Regions from separate parts of the Homo sapiens genome. Here all the other regions are linked to region 2. A link is a loop called in an ENCODE intact Hi-C map of the cell type or tissue named here. Cell type or tissue: heart right ventricle. All regions are shown on one strand.

Region 1 (8,000 bases), 350 kb after region 2:
AACTTTAGTAAAAGATAATCTTCGACAGGGAAGAAGTAGACACACAGCGGACTTTCAGTGATAAATATTTATATGAAATTTATCAAAGAATTCCCAGGAGCACTGACTGCTCTAAGCTGTAGAAAAGAAACTTAGCCAACGTCTTCCTTTTGAAATGAAAATCAGTAGCCAGAAGTGGCTAGTCCAAAAGCAATCTAGATAAGGGATAAGCCCCATCTTCATGCTCAGAGTCCTTTAATTAGCACTATGGGATGTGGGTGATAAAGAATTTTTCTAGTACAATTTTATTAAAAAATCCATGTTTTACTAACATGAACTTCTGGAAATTGATCATCCGTCTATTCAACTGAAAAGATAAAAATGGAAATTCTTTGAAGAAAAAGAGTACTTCAGCATCCTCTTAAAACCCTAGATATATTGTTTCATGGGAATTTAACTGTACATCTCCTTGATAGAATTCTATTATGGTTTTTGCTTATATAGGCACACTAGTTATTCAATGAAGATTGGGAATGAGGCACTGGACTTCATAATCTCTGTACTTTTTTCTATAGATAAAGATAAAATGGGTAAGAATTTCAAAGTCTACAAACTAAGATATATGAAAATTCATTCTTTGGTTTTTATGATTTTATTTTAGACTCTATGGTTCAGTCTGATAATGGCCATATACTTCCTCGATTCAGCAATTTTTCAGACACTTCAGATTGTAAATACAGTAACACCAGGATGGTTTATGTTTCCTCCTGTTCTTTCCCATGGCATTGATAGAGGGCTCAGATAGCACAGGGGTAATTGCCACCAGGAGAGCAGGGAAATGTGCCCTAGTCCTTGTGCACTGTCTCCCCGTTGTGCCACACCTACCCCTGAAGTCTATTGTAAGCTCTGGAGGTGACTACAGAAGCCTCACCCTTGGGAGCTAAGGAAGAGAGTTTCTACCTATCATGCTGAGTCTCCTGAGTCCTGGGCCAGCCTCTAACTTCAGCTGTAACTTCTGTCTGGGGCTCACCACAAGCAGGATCAGGTCCTCACTCCACTGGTGACTGGGCATTTTGTGGGTGTCAACTCAGCTCCCACTCAACTCTCTGCACCAGTGATGTGCTCAAGACTTAACTGGTCTTTGTCTGATCCCTGGCAGGAACCATCCATGCTGCATCTTCCAATGGGATGACTCTGAGATCTCTTTCAGGAACACTGGTTCTCTCCCCGTGCGTGTTCATAATCAGGATTCCTCGGAAAGCCTCCCTTAGTTTAATAAACTCAGACAAAATTATCTCTTACACTCCACAGGCTTAACAGAGCATCCTGTCCATTCTCCCAAACAGTGGAATGAACAGCCTTCCCTACAAGGCTTGCTTCTACTCATGTCTCAGAACTTGGAAGAGGCTGTCTAACCTCATATTCCTACCCTAGAACCCAGCTTGAAGGGTCAGAGACAGACACAGGCCTTCCTAAATTCACATCTGACTTTTTCTTTCCTGTCTATTTCTCTTTCCCCCCTTCCCTGCCCTGAAGTGCCTTTAACTAGTGTATGTGCTGGGGAACTTATGGGTGAAGAGAATTATTTAGGAAGTTTGTATGTGTAAACATGCTTCTATCTTACTTTCTCGCCAACAGTTTCTAAACCAAAGAGCAAAGAATTTGCAAAAAATTACAAAGATTGTCAGATGCGAATTTCCCCTGTATCCTCCCCCCTCCAAGTAGTGTGTGACCACATTTTTATTGTCTAGGCTGGGGGTAGGGATAAGGTGCTTGGATTATAGTGAAGAAATTCTATTGTGACTGAATTACAAAACGATTTTGCATCTTCCCTTCTTAAATCTTCTATCCTAATAGAATAGAATCTAGGTATAATTATGCACCACATGTTACATCACCAAAACAAATGGTTTTAACATGAGCCATTCTACCAAACACAGCATCTCATAGCTATAGGCCAGGGTTTTTCAACATCAGCAATATTGACATGTTGGGTGGAATAATTCTTTTTTCTAGGCCACTGTACTGTTCTTTGTGGGAAGTTTAGCAGCATCCCAGGCCTCTACCTACTAAGTACCAGTAGCACTCCTTTCACAACCAAAAATAGACATTGCCAAATGTCTCTGGCAGGGGAAATCACCTGAGGTTGAGAATCACTGTTGTAGACCCACCCTGACACAACATGTGATGCCTATGTACTTGGAAGCATTCTTCTAAGCGTTTTGATGATGGATTGCTTCTAAGAAGCACTCTGTAGCTATCACTTTGCAAAATAACCTCTTTTATCTTTCCTGTAAGTCAGGTAGCACAGATTATTGGCCCCATTTCCACAGAGAGAAACTTGGAAGCATTCAGCCTTCCCAATCAGGTCATGGAACTCTGTACTTCCATTTTCTCCATCTGAAAAAGTGAAAAGTATCATCACTGCTTTTCTTCCCAAGCCTGAGATTGAGCAATAAGTACAGAGCATTGCCCTTTCCTAACTGCTATTCCCAAACTGTTCCATCCCAGGCAGCTCTAAAGACCAATTCATATTTGCAGGACTTCCTATTTCATGGACATCAGAAATAAAGCCTTCAACATAAACAAAATTGGCAGCTAGCCACGTATTTCATCAATGTAACTGCCAAATTACATGGAGTAAAAAATCAATTCTAGCAAAACCAATAATAATCGAATCAGTTCTTTTCCTTCATGCCCAGACACAATGCAATTTTTAAAACACAGACATTAATGTGCCCAACATGCCTACTACAATAACCTCTGTGACACCAATCTAGCACTTGGGAATGAGTGCAGATAAGCTATAGATACAAACAACTGTGAACTGTCAGCTTTACAACATTCTATTCACATGGATTTCAAAAGCCAAGAAATTATACAAGAAAGCATGACAGTTTGTGAATCTCAAAAGCACATAGCCTCCTAGTTGCTAAGGCTATCCAACCTGATTCTAGAGAGGATCCAAAAACCATGCCATATTTGAAGACAGCTGAGAATTGCCAGAGAAAAGCTATTTTTCTAGGAAAGAAAATCCACTATTTTCTATAGACACAAGAGCTTGGTAGAATATGATTATTGGAGGTTGTGTGCAATACCTCTGTGAAAACTCAGGTCAGGGACCACAACTTTGCATCCACAGATGAGAAAGGCATCCAATTTAAAAATTGAATTGGGTAGCAGCTCTCAATAAGTATCATCTGAGAGTGAGTGAATAAGGGATATGAGACTAAAATGATAGATTATACCTAAAAAAAAAATCAGGGACTAGGCAAATAAGTTAATAAAAATGAAAATTAAATTCTGATCTGATATATTAGTAATTTTTAATTCAATGCATCTTATTGCTTCCAGTTGTAAAATCATAACTGAGAGATGTGAAGAATGGGTTCATATCATTTATGGCACATAGATTTTTGTTCATTAATATGCATAGCTAAAATAGCGGGCATATGAGCTACCATACTCCTCAAAATGTTAGTGAAAGTATTATAACTTAAGCATTAAATATACCAAACAGGTCATTTTTTATAGTTACTTTAGTAATCAACTAGAGTTGCATATATTCAGATATATTTCTAGCTAAAGATCTGAATATGTGACAAGGTCTATTAATCATAATTGTTCTAGTGTCACTTAACATAAATGAATTTTAAAATAAAACCTTGTGAGAATCAGTGATCCAAAACTAAAATCATCATGAAAACCTAAAACTCCTGTAACTAAAGGAATAAAATCTTCACAGTATCATGTCGCTGCCTATGAATCTGGAAGATCTTGAGTGCCCTCTACAGGATATTTAAATAACTTTGATGTTTATTTTTCCCAAACAGGCAATTTCTAGAACGTAAAAATAACGTATCAGGTTTTATTTTTTAAATGATTACATATTCACCACGTAAAATTTTTGAAAGAAAAAATCATCCATAATATTATCATTCATAGATAACCACTATTAACTCTTTCCATATATAATCTTTGTTATATGTACACACACACATACATTTTTATTATATTTTTCTCTTAACAACATACCATAAACATTTTGCCATCACTGATTTTGGCAGGTTGAGGATTTTTTTTAGATTTTAATGGATTTTCCAAAAATGTGCTTTATTGACAAATCACTATTTCTCATCAGAATTTCTCAGTGAAAAGTGACCCCCACACCAAAATAAAAAAAAAAAAAGGAAAGAAGGTGAATTTAAATAAAACAAAACAAAACTCAGTAACCACTCAAGGGTGGGTTCATAACCAATAAAATCAGGATACACATGACTCTTCAAACCAAAAATACCATAGAGATATTCTGAATAGTTTCCCACATTGAGGATATAAGGTGGTCTTAGAAATTAAATTAGGTAAATAAGACTGTTATCCAAACTATCAAATCTGGGGTTTCAGGCCAAGAATAACACTGTTAGTGCAGTAAGGTTAAAGTAGTAGTACATTTAAGTTAGCTAGATAAGTGCCTCTGTTTCTATTTTACTTGTCCATGATCTTATTATCCTTAAAGGTAGTTTACACTTCAGAAAATAAAGGCATATTTGACACACTAAGTGCCTGTCAAAATCAGAGGTGACTCCCTTTTCTACACTAGGCCTGATTTTGTTTTTTATTTTTTAAAATAAAGCAATGATGCACATCTTTAAGGATGCCAAATAGATTAGGCATTCTTAACACTCAATTTGAAAACAATCTTTAAAAACATTATGATACTGACACACTAGTTTAGCTTCTTTGCACATGGGGTTAATTCCTTTTCATTTGTCCTAGTGAACGCTGTCATTACACTTTCCGGAGAATATTAACACGAAAGACTTTGCCTACAACCAAACAAATGTTTCAAAGTGGAAAGAGGTTTCAATCTTCCTTTTTAACCAGAGCAGAAATTACTGGCAGAGGCAACATCCTATCATAATAATGCCATGACCTCATCTGAGACTAGTTGAACAGCAAGATCCTCTCTATTCCATGATAACAATAATAAGTCAAGGTTGTCTGAATTTTGAAAGAGATTTCTCACAAACTTTGCAAGGAGTACATGTTTTATTTGGTTACAGTACTGTGAAACTCATCTTTTTGAGAAGGTTGTACCCAGATCTCAGTGGAAATTAAGAACAAGAGTAAACAGTCACAATTTATTTTCATTTCTCACCTGAGATTATTTTAAGAAGGGAGGTGCCGAGAATTGAGATGTTTATTACATGTATAGACGATGCAACAGGATTTCAAGACTGTAAAAGATTTGACCACAGGTATCTAAGAGAAATCTACTCTGTGATTATTAAAATAAATTGAAAACTCTGAACTGCTTTTACTCACAACATTTCTGACACCAAATGTTTGGGTTTGCCTCACACCAACCAATTCTCCTACTCTCTGGACACCAAGTGGATCTCTTACAATTCAATTCTGATTCTAACACTCAAGAGTTAGACTCCAGAGTCAGACTCCACAGGTTTAATGCCTCGGTCCCAGAAGACTGCATTCACTTCTGATGCCATTCACAAGCATTGGGTTCCCGGGTTACCCACAACTCTGTCCTACTTAGCTTCAAATCAGGGGCTCCCACAAACCTCCCTCTAGGTTTGACAATTTGCCGGAATGTCTCACAGAACTCAGGAAAACAGTCTACTTACTACTACTGGTTTATACAACTCAGGAGCAGCCAGATGAAAGAGACACATAGGGCAAAGAATGGCAGGGAGTTGTGGGGGTGCAAAGCTTTCATGCCCTCTCCAGGCATGCCACCCTCCCAGCACCTTGATGTGTTCACCAGCCTGGAAGGTCTTTGAACATTAGTGGGTTTTATGGAAGTTTCATCACATAGGCATGATGGATTATTAACTCAATCTACAGCTTTTCTCTGCTCTCTGGAGGTTGAGGTGGGGACTGTGAAAGTTTCAGGCTTCTAATCTGGGTATGGTCTTTTTGACAACCAGCCCCCATCCTGAAGCCATCTAGATGCTCACCAGAATCACTGCATTAAAATGAGAGATGCTGCTGTCACCCAAGAAATTCCAAGATATTTAAGAGCTCTGTGTCAGGAATGAGGGACAAAATCACATATATATTTATTATGCCACAGAAATAGATGACTAAGGATTTTTTTCTGAGACATAAAATATTCTCCCCTTTGACTATGAAGACAAATAAAATGTAGAGGCTACAAGCTGTTTGTTTTGAGATTTTATTGATAACAAGCACATCAATACAGACAATAAGATTTTTAGCATTTGCAGGTGTGATTATCCTTTACTTCACTGTGTATTGGGGCCATTGAGTAACCGTCACTGTGATCTTTGGCTAGCAATGTACCTAAAACATATGTACCTACATAAATTAATGCAATATAGCTCCATTAGCATGTATAAAGGAAAGCAGACCTTGTGAGTGGGAGGATATTATCATGAGCCTACAGACATTAGTACACCACATGGCTATTTGTGTTTATAGAATGAAATACATCATTCCATTGTCCAAGAAGGAAGGAAAAAAAAATTCAACAGACACTTAAGCTGATGAAATTGAAGCATTCTGGGCAATATAGTAACCCCACATTCTGTAAAAGGAGAATCAGTAATCTATGGAAGCAGCTTGATGTTTCTAAAAATAAGTCTAACAGACCTTACTTTCTTATCTGATAGGCTGCAAAATCAATCAAGAAAAATATGAGAAACATAGAGATATAGACGAAAGGCTAAACAATTAGGAAAATATTAAATGGATAAATGATGGTGTCACCCCACAAAGTGCTGATTAAAGACCTGATTCATCCTACAGGAATATTACCAGGGAAATCTTACAGGGCTCTGTCTTTGTCTCTGCCAGTCCACATTTGTCTCAATCAAGGGAATAATGATAAAAGGCATGTTTTTCAAATTTGCAGATAACATGAAACTAAGAGGTTGAGCAAATCAGCATCCAGAAACAAAAATAGCCCAGGCACAGTGACTCATGACTGTAATCCCACTTTGGGAGGCCAAGACGGGTGGATCACCTGAGGTCAGAATTCAAGACCAGCCTGGTCAACATGAAGAAACCCCATCTCTGCTAAAAATATAAAAATTAGATGGCCTAATTTTTTTTATGGTGTTATGCACTTGTAATCCCAGCTACTCTGGAGGCTGAGGCAGGAGAATCACTTGAACCTGGGAGGTAGAGGTTGCAATAAGCCAAGATTGTGCCACTGCACTCCAGCCTGGGCCACAGAGTGAGACTCCATCTCAAAAAGCAAAAACTCAATAGGCTAAAATAGTAAGTCAAATTGAATTAGATAAAATTATCAAACTGGCTCGATACAATTAAATGGGAACAATATTAGTTCTTATGTGTGAGTCCAAAAGAAAGTAAAAACCATTTGATTGTGGAAAAAGCGAATTTGAACTTGTGCTGCTTTAATGGAAGACCAGTGACTAGACTTTGCTAGCCAGTCACTCCAAGAATGTCATGACTTGGGCAGGCATGGGGGGATCTCATCCACATGGGACCAGAAAAATGGTAGAGGAGGTCAGAACAGGGTTGTATAGAGGCTTAACCCCAGCTGAATAGCCCAGATGGATGCCTATCACATGCAGTTCAACCTGGCAGGCAATTTCATCTTGAGAAATTACAGGTAGACAGCCAATTTAAAAGTCAGGAAGGGCCACAATCAGGGTCAGGAGATCTAATGGTGGCAGCAGAATTTCTATCAGTGGGAAATTTAAGAGGAGTTGGACATATTCCAAATAAATAAAGCTCGGAAGGAGATCTTGGCCGTTGCACTAGAGTCCCATTGGTGTCAAAGGTTCAGCCATATAGCCAACACGCATTATAGGCAAAGTGTCTACATCTACAAATTAATCAAGGGTCTTAAACGGATTATTGGCTCCAAAATACATAAAGAATATTACAATATTAAAATTAGTATAACATGTTAACAAATAAGCTGCAATTAAATGTTTTATAGTGATATGTAAATTATGTTTAACATGGAATGTGAATACATTTTAATGTATTTGATATAATGCCTGGAGTCT
Region 2 (8,000 bases):
TGTTGTGGCTAATTGGAATGAAATTTTTTTGATAAAATATTGTAGATTCATTTGAACCTTAAAGTGTGGTATCCTTCTTATTTTTGTTCTCTATTCTGTGTATGTGTATATATATACATACACACACAAACACACACCCCGACACATACATATACACCATATATATGTATATGTGTATATATGTGTATATATATGTATATATGGTATATATACATATATATGGTGTATATGTGTATATATGGTATATATACCATATATATATATATGGTGTATATGTACATAATATATCTTTTGGGTTTTACACTTAAATATTTTAAAATTTATGTTATCATGGCTCATTATATCATTCTGCACCTTGCTCTTGTTTCGTTTTTGCTCAGTGTTTTACTTCTGGGATTTGTCAGTGTAGAAGCATGTAGACATTCAACTATTTTGACTGTTGTATTACATTGTGTGATTATATTCCTATTTATTTCCAATTAATAAAAATTGTTGCCAGTTTTGCACTACTAAAAACAACACTGCCATAAATATTCTTAGACTGCATGAGTTTATCACTAGGGTATATTCTGAGTGGTAGCAATTCTGGGCCAAAGAGCATGGGCATCTTTGACTTTACTAGTATGTCCAAAGAGTGGTACAAAGTGTTTAGATCAATTTATATGTCTACTGAAAATATATGGAGTTTTAAAAGCCAATTTTTAATATTCTTAAGTTTTGCATATCTCATGAGTTTAAAATAGTGTACAATTCCTTTAATTTGCAATTCCTTATTTAGAGTGGCTTTTGATCTTTTCTTATTTACTTCTGGAAGTTTTTTTTTCTGGTAATTTCTTTATACAAACCTTCTGATGGTTAAATTTGCTGAAAACATGTTCTTTCTATGTATAACTTGACTTTTCAGAAGAAGCTTTGGATTTAAAGAAGGTTACATTTTAACATAGTTATCGCAATAATCTTTTTTATCATTTATAACTTTGTTCATCTTTAGATCTTTCCTTTTATCACAGTCATAAAGATATTCTCCTATATAGTTTAAAGTTTTGAAAGTTTTGTTTTTTGTATTAAAGTTACGTATCTACCTGTAATATATTTTCATGTATGTAATGATGTAAAGATCTACTTTTTTCCCTTATGGATAATAAATTGTCTTGCAACATTTATTGAGTAGCTCATCTTTTCCTACTTCTCTTAAAATAGAGGAGTATTTCTGTGCTCTCTATTTGCTCGTACTATTTTGCTTTTTATCCCTACATGAATTCCATGCCAAAGACAAACTGATTCAGTTTCTATATAGCACAATAATGTCTTGATATCTCAAAGGCAAATGCCCCCATATTCCTTCTCTTTTTTTCTTCTTCTTCTTCCAGGTTTTCTTGGCTTTTATTTACCCCCTCATTCTTCTATTTGAATTTTGGAATTAGTTTATTCATTTCCATTTAGAATGTAGGAATTTTGATTCAAATTGGTTATATTTCTTACATTGGATAGAATTGACATCCTTACAATGTTGAGTCTTCCCAATTACCCATATGGTACATTTTCCATTTATCTAGGTCATATTTTGTGTATTTAAATAATGTTATGTACCTTCACTCTAAACTTCTTGTGCATATTTTTCCCCCAGTTATTCCTAGGTACATTAGAATTTTTTGTTATTATTGTAATGGAATAAATTTTTCTATTACGTTTTTTTGTTTGGTAACTCCTGTGTAGGGAAATACTAAGAATATGCATAAGTTTCTTGACCTTGAGACACTTCCATCCTAGTTAGAAGCTAATTTTTAAGCTGTCTCCTCTTTCCCTCATAAAAGTAAGCAGCAGACTATAATAGGAGTAGGGATTACAATTCGCTTTACTTACACTTGTGTGTGTCCCTCTCCCATTAGATGTGAATTTCTCTAGGACAAGAACCCTTTTTGAATCAGTTATAAGTCCCAGAATGCCCACAACAAAATTTAATATATACTATTTAACAAAAGAACAAACACCTAGTCCAGGGCCTTCTGCCTAACATGTGCTCAATGACATTTGTAGAATCGAAGTTACTGAATTTGATTTAATTCAAACAATACTTGCTCCTGCAGAATCCCAACCTACTGGCGAACAGAGGTTAAACTGTCTGGATGTTTCAGAGTTCTGCTAGGGGTCACAAATACCACCTTAAATGCTGTCAATTTAAGAAGGAGATTTTTCTTATCACAACCTGGAGGATAAGTGGGGCTTGCAGTGGATGGCCCTAGAAAAAAAGATTGCCTGCCCAGAACTGCTGCTGGATCCTTTGTTTCCCTCATTTCCCAACCTGGATGAAAAACGACAAGGGGAGGGAAGAAAAGTGGGGTGGAAGAAAAGTTGGCTTGCCCCTCCTACTCTGCCTCCTACAGAAGTCTACACCAAGCCAGATGTCCTAGGATGCCTCCCAAGGGCACCTAATTTTTGGAGTTCTCAAATACGTCCTGAGTTTCCTCTGTACCTTTAGTAACTCTCCCGTTCCCTCTCTCTCCACTCTTCCCTGCTCCCAGTCACCCCCACCCACAACCCCCGCTGATCACATCCTCCCGGTGCCCGCCACAGGCAACCAGAGAACAACAGACCCTCCTCCAGAGTCCCCGTTCTAGGACCTCCCTGACTGTCAACGAAAGATGCCAATCACAGGCAGCCTTAGCCAGATCACTGAGCGCCCAGTAAAAAAAACAAAATCAGGTTGAGGGCAGAAATGAAATCAACATAGCAACCTCCAATGCATGAAGGAAACTCCGTTTACACATGCTCGTAGGATCCCCTGCGTGGAAACAGCAGCTTGTCTCTGACTACCCGGAGGACATGGAGCACCCCAAATAGGAACTTTAGAGGGATTGAAATCTGTTGCCTGTTCCACTAGGAATATTGTTTGCAAGGCACAAGGTGTCTTTTGGTAGTGAGCGCGCTCTGCGCATGCGCAGGTCCATTCGGGAATTACTGCCCAGCAGCCGACTAAGTTGCATTCCTTGAATCTTCGCAGAAAAGACAATTCTTTTAATCAGAGTTAGTAATGTGGACAGTACAAAATCGAGAGAGTCTGGGGCTTCTCTCTTTCCCTGTGATGATTACCATGGTCTGTTGTGCACACAGGTGAGCTGCTGTTGTTGAATCTCGCTCTCTCTCTCTCTCTCTCTTTTTTTCTTGGTATGTTTCTTTTTACGTGTCTGCTGGATCATGTATCTTGTTGTTTGGGGGTAGGTGTGCCTGTATCTTTTTATATGTGCTCACAGTTTGTGCTCATTTTGAATACGGTCCCTACTTCTTCCCCTTAGCACCAATGAACCCAGCAACATGTCATACGTGAAAGAGACAGTGGACAGATTGCTCAAAGGATATGACATTCGCTTGCGGCCGGACTTCGGAGGTAACGCTTCATCTTTTTTCAACCTGTAACCCATCCTTAGTTCTCCTTTTCTGTCAAAGATAAATGTCAAAAAAAAAAAAAGAAAAGGCATGTCATTTTCGTAAGCGTGCACTATACCCTGGGCACACACACACACACACACACACACACACACACCCCGGGTCCCCAGTCTCAGGTGGATGAATCCTCAGGCGGAGGCGACCTTCTCCCGGGCCGACACACCCTCTGCATAGTCACTGCATCACGCGTGTGCCCACACCTGTTTTCCCAGGCAGTCCCCTGAAAGGGGTGGTGGGGGGAGCAGGGAGGGAGCCCGTTAAGAATGGAGTAAGGGCTGGGAAGCCCCCAGACCCTCCCCAGCCTGCTGTCACTGAGAGAATCTGTTCCTAATGTGGCCCACCTCCCCGGCAGGGCCCCCCGTCGACGTTGGGATGCGGATCGATGTCGCCAGCATAGACATGGTCTCCGAAGTGAATATGGTGAGTGGCCTCCCGAGGGGCCCGGCGGTTCGGCTTACGCAGATGGGAAATGGACAGGTCCCTTTGCCCTCTGCGTTTCATTGGCGGTCACCTCGCCCCTGGCCCCTGAGGTCCCACTCCGCACCCGCTCCCCGCTCCGGCACACACACCCGGTCGCCCCTGGTTTGTAATTTCGACACACACGGGCTACTGCGGTGTTCCAGGGGAAACGTGCTCGGCACTATTTTGGGAAGGACGAGTGACTGTTGCGCCGTGGATCTGCTGGGGCGGAGTCTGAGCGTTACTTTAGCTGGGTTTCCCTGCGTGTTTGGATGAGGAGGGCACCATCTGCTGGCAGCCGGGCGGCCTGCACTAGGGTCCCCGGACCGGTGGTCGGCAGCCATCACCTCCCCAGGCGCGGTGCTGGCAATCCCCATGGCCCTCGCAGTCCGCGAGCCCGGATGCACCAAGGCCCTGCCACCGAGAGCACAGTCTGGGTTTCAAAGTGTCCTCTCTCTCCAGGTTCAGGCACACCTGGTGGCAGGAGCAACAGGCTAAGACAACAGTCCATGTTTGCTAGTAGGAAAAGTGCCCGAGCCTGGGTAGGCTTGTATTGTTCTCTTGCGGGAGGTTATGAATTTGTCTTACTGCATCTTGCAAATTTAAGTTGAAACAGAATAAATCAAGTCATATTGCTTCACCTTACTCTAGAAACCTAAGCATGCCTAAAAATCCTGATAATTTAAGGGACGTTGGAAGGGAGAGGGGGCGACAGTAACACAGCACAGTCCTTTCATTTCAAAGGGGTCAACATTCTTTTATATATTTCTTCCCTCTCTTTTTGGAAGCTATTGCAAAATGAACTGAAATAGCTGCCACTTTCTCTGTTGGCTGGTTCCGTCCACTGTGTGTAGGAGTTTTCTACTTAGAGTTTCTAACTGTTGCTTCTCGTAAGACGGAAAAGCCTGTTGCTTTTCTAGAATCAACCACCCAGGGAACAGCTAGATCTACGTGAGCAAAATGCCATTTTTATTCCACTTGTGAAAAAATGTTATGGCGGCAGAAATTTATAAATCCTGAATAATTTAAAGAGTAAAACCATTTGAGATTGTATCACTCTATGGCTATAAAGGCTATTGAATTGTCTTTCATTTCATTCCTACTGTGTCGTTTTATTTTAATATACTATGGTTTAAGAATTCTTTTCTTTTCCTTTTTAGGTTATGTTAGGGTCGAAATAAATATGTCTATAGCTTATTGAATAGGAATAGAATAAAAAGTGTGACTATTTAATTTCTGTATTTTGTAGTTGTAGCGGCTCCTGCTTCAAATAACGTATTTAAAATACTATTTGTAAATGTCTCTGATTGTCGTGCTGGAAAAAGAAACTCAATTTTAAAAACGTAATACACAATGAATATTTCTCATTTGGCAAACTGACTTATTATATTCTGTTTACATACATGTTAACACCACAAAGTAACCCAAAACATATTATTTAGAAACACTCTGAGGAATGTAATAATATGTGCCTAATCTACACGAATGCAACTGGACAAATTAGACAATGAATTAGTTTAACAAGTTGTATCATGTAGATTAATAATGTTAATATTTTTCCTTTTCAATCATTTCCTTTGGTATCTTGTAAGCATCCACAGATAATTGATAAAATAGAAGATTTAAAAAGCTCAAAAAGCAAATGCAGCCTTTGTTCTACCTTGCCGTGTAGAGTGTCATGCTTTTCAGAATTTTAAAAAATATATAATTCTGTTGGCTATATTGACATACCCCTTTTCAGTTTTTTTTAAAACTCAATTAAATAGGGAAGTTGCTGCAATCAACAACCACCGTAACAAAAAGTTCTGTATAATTAGTTGTTCAACTGAATTCATACATAAGCTCAGAACAAGGATTGACTTTAATTGAAATACCACTGGACATTTCTTCCTAATGATTAAATAATACAGTCTGTTTACTCACAGCAACACGTGTGTATGCACTTGATTTTTCAAAAGTATTCACCCAGCTGATAAGCCTTTGAAAATACCTGTTCTACTACAATCCCCATTACCTTTCCACAACAATGTTACAGACATGATTAGAAAATAGAAACCACTCAAAGTTGAAAAATAATAAACCTTGATTTACTTGTTCTTTCTTGTTTCTCCTTTTAATGAGCACTATCAACAGAACCCAAAGTTTATTTTATCTTCTGTCATCTATGACAAAACATTGAAATAAATAGATTGGAAATAACTCCAAGAAAAATGGAAATAAAGAGTAATGTTTTTAAAATTGAGGGTTCTGTATAAACACAACTCAGATGGTTAGCCCGCACCCCCAAAAGAGAATTGTTTATTATATGTTGTGATATTTAGCTAATATAAATAGGGTAGGAAGTCCATGGAAAATAAGACTTATTGCTTATTGCTTTTTGTATTAAGCATGTTTCGGTGCCCTGATAGGCAGTAACTTGAGTAATTTAATAGAAAATTTTCATCTACATTAAATGACAAGAATATAACAAAGAGAATGGACAATAATATCATAAAAATAGTTTTTAAGAAAATGCAAGTTGAATCAATTTCCAAAACATTGCTTATATTTATGTTTTTATTTATTACCATTATTACCCATTCCATGGCTGGGAAAATGACATAATTGTGCATTAAATTAGTAGATTTGAGAACTAGGTTCCATTCATTTTTGTTCTTTACCATTGCTTCCCCAAGTAAAATATAATCCCTGATTGGTTTACACATTGTCTGCTTTACAGACTAACATCGTATCAAGAGTATTATCTGATTTCTTAATTTGTGAAAAATTAAGTGTTTTCTTAATTTTTCACAAATTAAGAAACAAAAGCAATCTTTACATAGTAAAGAATCTCTACAATCAAGAATCATTGGTTCTAAGCAGTGAATGCAAAACTTGTGAAGAATAATGCCGATGTAGATAAACATATCTACTTGAGAACAAGACTTTTCAGGCAATAATATTATTGATTAAATTAGAAAGGATTGTTCTTTTGGCATCATGGGATATACTGTTTGTGTGATAGCAACTACATACTGTTACCATTTTCTAAACTGTCATCTTAAAAAACCACCATGATTTCCATTTATATATTATAACCTTCAAACCTTGTCTTTTAACTGTTTCTGCCAAGCCACAGACACACACACACATACACACACACGCACAAAGAGGACTGACTAAAGATGAACAGGAGGCAGTTGGAGTAAATGGAGACAAGAGCTCCCAGAAATTGTCCTTAACATAACCACTAACATCTGCTACTATAAAGCCAGTAAAACACAGACAGTAGTAGGCAAATTTTCTCTTCGAACAGTAGTTTGGGGAAACATGATATTAACTACCTTCTAACAAGTAGTTGAACTCTTGTATTTCAAATTCCAGTGACTAGCTGTTCCTTTTTATTCAAGAGGTGGATCCTGATTACCAAGTAGGAGTTCCAACCAGGCAGCTCTCTGTACCTAATCTGAAGACACGATGGTCCAAATGGCCACCCCTAGAAGACCTTACATCGAATGAGTCCTGACTCAATGCAGGACTCAATTCAAGCTGTTCCCAATATGAGATAGCTATCATGGATTCATTGTCTTTCCTTCCTTCATGCATGAATGAGTATAACAGTGAATGTTCTTACAGACATTACAGTGAACAACGATGACAAAAACGAAAATGAGCCAATTTTATAAATAATGCTTAATGAAAGACAAATTTAATTTACCAAATATCCACTTAAAATTCACTGTTTCTGTTGTTGTGGTTATTTTAATATTAGACTCTGGAAGTTTCTGGTACATACTTCAATTATATCTCATTACTATCACTGTGGTGACTCAAAACAGTAACTGCTTGTCAGATTCCCAGTCCCCACATGAATTTCTCTAGGTCAGTGCTTCTCAATCTTTAACATATAGGTGAATCACTCTGGGATCTTATTAAAATGCAAATTCCAAATCAGAGGTGTGGGATGGGGCCTGACATTCTGCATTTTTCCTGGGCAATGCTGATTGCTGGTATATAGATTGCACTTTGAATATCAAGGTAGTACATTATCCTAAGTTCTAGCTTAATTAAGAAATTGGCTGGGTACAGTGGCCCCAACCAGTAATCCCAGCATTTTG
Region 3 (8,000 bases), 190 kb before region 2:
TGGGTCTTAATATATGGTTGTTGAATTAAAAAATACAAAATATAGGTGGGGAGGTGAGAAACTTATACCATTAACTTTTAATGCATTTATTTTAACTGTAATACTAATGAGTATCCATTAGGGAACTGAGACAATTGATGCAACAGTAAACCCAGATAACAAAGGCTTCAACACAACCTGAGGACGTTCTCTTAGTAGTGAAAAATCCAAAGGAAGGCAATTGCTGGTATTGATTTAGAAGTTTAAGGATGTCAGGGCTAAAGTCTCAGTAATTTCTGGCCTTTCCCTCAAGGTTGCAAGGTGACTCTCTAGTTCCAGTCATCATGTCTACCTTCCAGGAATGAGAAAGGAGGAAGGGGCCTGAAGGAAGATGAGGCAAAAATCTGTATCAATAAGGCAGGACTTTCCCAGAAATTCCATCGGATTTTTGTTTATATGTCACTGGATAGAATTATGGCAGATTATCTTTCATACCAACAAGGAGAATTAGAAAACAGGGGACTTCTGTATTTGTTTTTGTCTGCAACAATAATAGGATTCAGCAGGTAGGAAAGAGAGGATATTATATTAAATAAGCCACAAGAACTCTCTGTCATGAGGGATAGTTGGGTGCACTGAGGAGTACATGAGTGCTGAGAGAGAGTCAATGTAAATAGAAGAAAGAGCATACATGAAGTCAACTAACAGCTGCTTCCCCATCCTGCCCACTAATGGCTGATAGTAGGCATTTGATCTATCAGCTTTAAAACCTGACTGAAGGCATGGGCTTCATGGGACTTCTAATACAACGTCTTTATATTTTTCATTCAGCCTCTTCATGAGCTTCATAAATAATGCTTTTCCTGAACACTTTCAATGTACCTCGTACTGTGATACAATAATACCTGCTTCAAGTTGTCCACTGTAAATAGAACTTTGCAGTAACAGAAGTGGACATAAGGCCTTTAGTGGCCCACTGAAGAGATACCTAATTCAGGCTGGGTGTATGCTTGTGCAGTGGGAAGTTAGTCTGGGAAGGATTACAGTAAAAAATAAAAGTAGAGCTGGGTTTTGAAACAAAAATAAAAGGACTCATTAAATGAAGAAGTACAGAAGGCTGTCACTGACATACGGAGTTGGTGCATAAAGACAAAGGGAGGCAAAGAAAGCAAAAAGCATTCTAGGATCTGTAATTTTGTCAGCAGAGCAAAGCACAACATTCAAGGAGTGAGGACAATGGCAGGCAGTGAGAAAACTAGAAGAGAGGTAAGCAAGAACCAGAAGATGGTTTTGAGCAATGAGACACTGAATTATTTTAACCTGATATTAGTTCTATGCCTCAGAAAAATTAGCCTGCTCTTAATTGATTAGAGAGGAGTAAAAATGGAGAGGTGGAATCCAGTTAGGAAACTATTCCAATTGTTCAAAGTATCAGGGCCTAAACTAAAACAATATCAGAGGTTCCACAGACAGTAAACAAGTCAAAGAGCCCACTTACCAAATGTGCTCTGTGTGTGTGTGTGTGTGTGTGTGTGTGTGTGTGTGTGTTTAAGATGGGCTGGCAGGAGATGCCACTGTAGGGCAGAAATGAGGGTAAAATACTAAGAAAACTCCCATTTCTTCACTCATTCATTGGTTCTGTTAAAGGTTAAACTGATTTTCATAAGGTTAATTCGTGTTTGGGATAATGTGCTATCTTAGTAAGACATAATAATATGAATACATACTCATAATAATGCCTATACATCTGACCCAAGCAGGTCATGACACAACCTAAACAAGAAAACAGTCACTCAGCCATTGAGGAGCCTAACAATGTGCTCTGAATTGTGACTGAACAGCCTAATTCTTAGAGCAAATCTCAAGGACCAAGGAAATAATATGCAGCACTAGATTTTATTAAGCAAACAACAGGCCTGTTCACGCTGCATTTCTGTGATGAGCTACTTAGTAGCCTTCAAAACTACTTACTAATGAAATGAGAAACTTATTACATTGGCCTCTGTAGCAATTACAGGAAATCTGGTATATAAAAATCAAAAAATAATTCTTAACCCATAAAGAAAATGATACAAGCTTCACAAAGCCAATGCAAGTAATTAGACACTTAAATTGAATGGCAATGCACATCAAACTTATACTATGCTCCCAGGTCCAGGAAACAAAAAACACAAAATAAATGGTGGATTAGAAGGATGCAACAGTTTCTAAAATTAACATTCCTTTACCCCGATTTTATATTATTCATAAAGAAGCCTTCAAGTTCACTAACCTAATACCCCTATTTGTTGTCACTGCTATTATCAGCTCAATCATGGTAATAACAAGCAATGTCTTAATGCACCACCTGGTTTGACAAAACTTCATAGAAGAATAAATGCCCAAAGCAATTCTGGCTTTCAGACAAGAGCATCCATACAAAATGATTCCTCTATGCTTTCCCTGAAGGTTGCTTTCCTCTATGTGCAGTGGGGGATTATTTGACAGTAATGACAAATGAATTAACAAATCAGTAGACATGAATAAGCATGATTAAATTAAATGCATAGCACAGTGGTTGTGAGCTCACTTTTTTTATTTTATTATTATTATACTTTAAGTTTTAGGGTACATGTGCACAACTTGCAGGTTTGTTACATATGTATACATGTGCCATGCTGATGTGCTGCACCCATTAACTCATCATTTAACATTAGGTATATCTCCTAATGCTATCCCTCCCCACTCCCCCCACCCCACAACAGTCCCCGGTGTGTGATGTTCCCCTTCCTGTGTCCATGTGTTCTCATTATTCAATTCCCACCTATGAGTGAGAACATGCGGTGTTTGGTTTTTTGTCCTTGCGATAGTTTGCTGAGAATGATGGTTTCCAGTTTCATCCATGTCCCTACAAAGGACACGAACTCATCATTTTTTATGGCTGCATAGTATTCCATGGTGTATATGTGCCACATTTTCTTAATCCAGTCTATCATTGTTGGACATTTAGGTTGGTTCGAAGTCTTTGCTATTGTGAATAGTGCTGCTATAAACATACGTGTGCATGTGTCTTTACAGCAGCATGATTTATAATCCTTTGGGTATATACCCAGTAATGGGATGGCTGGGTCAAATGGTATTTCCAGTTCTAGATCCCTGAGGAATCGCCACACTGATTTCCACAATGGTTGAACTAGCTTACAGTCCCACCAACAGTGTAAAAGTGTTCCTATTTCTCCACATCCTCTCCAGCACCTGTTGTTTCCTGACTTTTTAATGATCACCATTCTAACTGGTGTGAGATAGTATCTCATTATGGTTTTGATTTGCATTTCTCTGATGGCCACTGATGATGAGCTCACTTTAAGTCAGAAAGACCTGAATTAGAATCTTGGCTTGTCCATTTATGAGGCTTCTTAGCATCACTAAGCCTCATCAATAATAGAGAAATAATAATACCACATTCACACACTTGTGAAAAATAAGGGGTGTCATAAGGTACCCATATCTGGCATATAATAAGTTTTAAGCACATATTAATGTAAAGAATGTATTAAGGACATCCTCTGAAGTAGTGATTTGCATTCCTCTTTTACAGAAAAGACTGAGACTCCGAGAGAGTCATCAACTTGTCCACAGTCATGATTTTTACAAGTAAATATGAAAGCTGGGATTCAAACACAGGTCTACTAAGGCAGATTCATTGCTCTGATTTTTTTAATCTATGTTTTTAAAAACATTCTTTCAACAAGCCAGCCAGGAATTAATGTAAATATTGTACTGAGCTTATGGTTTCAGAATCAAAGGAGAGAGGAACATAGAGAAAAAAATAAAAGCAAAAGCAGTCTACTGCAAACAGTTCACAATTGTAGTTCTGCAAATTATTAAATTTCAAACAATTTATATGAGAAATGGTTAAATGAAGATAATATAGTCTGAAGAAGAGACAATTAGGGAAAATAATTGCAATTATCAAATATACAGAAATGTGATTTAGAATATTATGTGTACTTTCACTTTGCAAGAGTGGTTTATATTCCTAAAGGATTAAAAATAAAATACAAGAAAAAAAGTTACAAAACAGGTACTTTGCTGCCAATTTTGGCTGCAATTCTATGGGGTTATTCCCTGGTGGCAGGTAATAAATAAGAGTCCTATTTATGACACATGGGTGAATTATTTTGCTTATATTTGCAAGTTATATCACCAGAGAGGAGTTTCTGGCTTGTAAGGAAATATCAACATTTGGGTTATTTAGTTTCTACACAATAGATATTTTAAAAGCAAAATATATTGTCTGAATTCTCATGTTAAATTATTATAATGTCCATGAACTTACCAAAAAGAAATTGTTCACAGCAATTTGCCACTTAACAAAGTTATTACCACCAAATAACTTGATTATCCTGTAAAATTTTATCGCAATATATAATTTCATACTTAATAAATGTCATATTATTGGCCATTAGCTTGACTGAGGAAGTTTAGGAATTAAATATTCCCAAATTCGGCTTTCAAGCTGACCACTGACTCCAGACACGGTCATGGATAAGGACAAGAAAAATATTAAATACAAATGTCTAGATGGTTACACACCATACTGACCAAGTCAACCCGGCAAAAAAGGCCCATCACCATCTAATAGCAAAATGAAATTTTTAAAACGTCTAAAAGTCACGGAAGCATATAAATATACAACCACACCAGGGGGCGCTCTTAACACTGAAATGATGGATGGCATATTTTAAGACACGTGGTGGTCTCAGCTGTCCAAATGAAAGATTTTCTAAGCATGTAGTACTTGGCACAAGTGCTTATCTTTTGAAAATGTTTGCTGGCAATACACACATTTTCTTTTGTATCCAACTGTTCGTGTAGTTAAGACTATCAAGTTAGTCTATCAAGTAAAACATTTACTGCTGATAAAAAATATTTTATTTTTGAAACATTTGTCTACTTAAACTGACATCTGTCTCTTTGTGTAGTTGGGCTGATTCTCAGTAATAAACATCGTGCTTAAAAGTACATACAATTTTTTAAAAATGAATTCAGTGTGAATTTTATTTTTTACAAAATTTCCTACCAGAACTTTAACTTTTACTTTGTGAAAGTGTAATGTAGGTAGTGTGGGTCTTTTCCATATTTTCTCGTTACCTGTTAGAAATCTGAAGCTCAAATGCTCTCCTCAGAAAGTTTCAGATTCTGCTTCCTAAAAAAATGCAATTAGAAAATTAGTGTCAGATTTCAAAGACAATGAAAAAGCCAGAGGTAAGTACAGGCTATGTTACTCAGAGAAAATCACCATATACTACTTCATTAACAGTAAATATTGTCATACAAATGATATCTGATTAAAATAATTTTTAAGAAACAAAGTTGAAAAGGAAGCATCGTAAAGCACATGACAAGGGCCTAGCTACCTGTTTTCCAATAGTGGTAGAGAATGAGTCTTTAAACTTTTCTCAACCCATGTGGTTGAGATAACTCTCTTTTTTATACCAGCTACCTTCATGAGTCACCACTCACCTGTACCCAACCTCAAATGGAAGGTTCTGGCCAAGGTTTGCCTAATATGCTTGGAGACTTCTCAGCAACTTCCTTCATGCAAGTTCAAGGAAACAGAAATGGACTTCTCTAATGTTTGAGCCCTAAATCAAATTAACCAGCAGACTAATGCCTCAAATGTGGTTGAAAGGAATATATTTTTCATTCTATAACAATAGTGAGGATTTAAAGTTAAAAAATCTAGAGAAAATGATACATTTATTTACTACTTTAGAGTATATGTGCATAACAGAAAGTCCCACCCAAAAAGCAGATATTAATAGTTCTCAAGGATGTAGGGACACAGAAAAAAAGAGCATAGGATAAAAGAAAAACAGTCCACAGAAGAAAAAACCCTGGAGGGGTATGCTGGGAGAGGAGTCAGGTGACTACCACTGCCTGTTTTACCTCCTTCTTAATGCCTGGAGTGAAACAAGAACTGAGATATTCACCAAGGTACATGTACATGTTTGGTGAGAGGCAACATTTGATGTAAAATAATCTGGCATATGGTTAAACTGCATGAGTATCCATCAACAGCAAAGTCAGAGGCAGTGGTGTTGAGGTTCTTTGTGGTCAATCTGACTAGAAGTAGGTTCTGAGCCAGTTGCTAGGAAATGGAGATAGACTTTACCCCCATTAGGGCTGGAATGGTAACCAGAGGGCTACCAAGTAACCTAAATTTTAAATCAGACCCTAGTGCCAACTGAAGATGCTAAACAAGAAATGGCAAGTTTCAAACGTTTTGAAGGTAAAATAGTTTTGTAAGTGCTTATGAATCCAGGATTAATTGAAGATGCTGCAGATACCAAGGTGAGAACAAGACTAACTGCGTTATTTGTTCATTCATTCAACAAATACTTAATGAGCATCTATTTATATACCAAGAACATTTAACGGCTTCAGATAAAGCAATGAACAGAAGAGACAGCGATCTGTGTCCTCATGAAACTCACATTCTAGTAGGAAACAGGGACCATAAACAATAAATATAATGAATAACCTATATAGAATGTTGTAAGATTATAAGTACAGGAAAAAAAGGAGAAGGGAGAGCAGTATAAAGGACACTTGGAACACAGGAAGGAAAAAAAATAGATTGCAACAGCAAAAAGGTGAATAGGGTAGGACTCATCTGTAATGTTTCACATATCAAAGGCCATGAGGGAGGTGAGGGAGTCAGACATGCAGTCTTCTGGGGGAAGAGTGTTCCAGTAAAAGGGAACAGTGAGTTGAACGGCTCTAAAGTGAGAGGGTACCTGAGCTGCTCAGAAAACAGCAAGTTAGCCACTATTCTGGAATGGAATGAAAAAGGGAACAGTAGTAGAAGAGGCTAGAGAAGTAACAAAAAAGCCAGATGGTGTAGCTTTTACTGGGAATAAAACAGGAAGCATTTTTACAAAGTGGAGAGAAATGGTCAGAGACTGAATATATTTTGAAAATAGACGGGACAGGATTTTCTGATAAGCTAGATGTGGGTATGAAGAATGTAGAGTCAAGGATGATACAAAGGTTTTTATCTGAGTAACTGAGCTGGCATTTAGTGAGGCTAGAAGAGTGTGGGAAAAAACAGGTGATTGGTGGGAAATAATTATTCTGGGTTTAGATATATGAAATTTGAGATGTCCACTAGATCTATCCAAGAGGAACTATATATAAACTATGCAGTTGGCTATACTGGTGTGAAGTTTGAGGACGATCAAATTTAACACCATAGATATAGCCGTTGAGATGTAAGAAGAAATGAGTGCAGATAGAGGGGAGAGGACAGAGAACTAGCCCTCAAGTGGACAGACTCAGGTGCTCCATTATCCTCACCTTCTCGTGTTCACATCCCTGTATGATTCCCATCTCCCAGAATGTAGGCAGGATCTGTAACTTGTTTCTAACCAATAGAATATGTGACGGTGAGATGTATGTGAAGCAAGCATCATGTGGGGGAAACAATCTGGCAAGGAACTGAGGGAAGCCTCTAGAAACTTAGGGCAGCCTCCAGCTGCCAGCTTGCAAGGCCTTCAGCCTCCAGCCAACAAAACATAAGGCCCTCCCTCCTATAGCTCGAAGAAAATAAGCTCTGCAGAAAACTTGAGTAAATTTAGAAAGAAATCCTTCTGAAGTCAAGCATTCGGATGATATCCCAGGCCCAAATGATACTCTGACTGCAGCCTTGCAGAAGACCCAGGTAAGCTGTGAGCAGACTTCTGACACACAGAAACTATGAGATTAAAAAAAAGTCTGTTATTTTAAAGCACTACAATTTGTAGTAATTTGTTATGCACCAATGGAAAAGTAATGTAATTCCTGGGTTACTCCAGCATTTGCAGGCAAGGGAGCTAAGAAAGCGCCAATAAAAAGACCAAGGAAGAGAAAGGCCAGTGAGGTAAGAGGAAAACCAAGAGAAAAGCATTTCAGCAAGCAGTTTCTTGCCAGCTTTCTCAGAGAGGAATAGACAAAAATGCAAGGGAAAATTGAATCTTCTAGAAGCTGACAGGTAATCA

What was found. Peaks named below come from ENCODE experiments on the same cell type or tissue, not always from the same donor. Only the 100,000 strongest peaks of a DNase experiment are listed, where the experiment ranks them.
Region 1: a loop joins it to region 2, with 4 times the contacts of the local background. A loop is called at or near these places in 11 of 110 quality-filtered maps.
Region 3: it touches region 2 in a loop (11-fold over the local background); 53 of 110 quality-filtered maps call a loop at or near these places.

Annotation. Positions count from the first base shown.
Region 1 is chr4:47,380,262-47,388,261 of GRCh38, forward strand. All of the region lies in intron 5 of GABRB1 (gamma-aminobutyric acid type A receptor subunit beta1), which reads left to right. Among named protein-coding and RNA genes, the nearest start is that of COMMD8, 79 kb to the right of the region's middle. In heart right ventricle, a CTCF peak has its summit at 3,766 (motif pointing left); no DNase peak of the experiment used is centred here.
Region 2 is chr4:47,028,621-47,036,620 of GRCh38, forward strand. It overlaps GABRB1 (gamma-aminobutyric acid type A receptor subunit beta1), which reads left to right and starts at 2,947. Exons shown (of 9, transcript NM_000812.4): 1 at 2,947-3,111; 2 at 3,294-3,385; 3 at 3,797-3,864. The coding sequence starts at 3,032. In heart right ventricle, a CTCF peak has its summit at 4,214 (motif pointing left); DNase peaks (open chromatin) are centred at 2,921, 3,862 and 4,171; H3K4me3 peaks cover 2,408 bases; H3K27ac peaks cover 1,309 bases; H3K27me3 peaks cover 1,984 bases.
Region 3 is chr4:46,839,848-46,847,847 of GRCh38, forward strand. COX7B2 (cytochrome c oxidase subunit 7B2) reads right to left here. Exons shown (of 3, transcript NM_130902.3): 2 at 5,113-5,167. Among named protein-coding and RNA genes, the nearest start is that of COX7B2, 65 kb to the right of the region's middle. In heart right ventricle, CTCF peaks have their summits at 4,677 (motif pointing right) and 4,885; no DNase peak of the experiment used is centred here.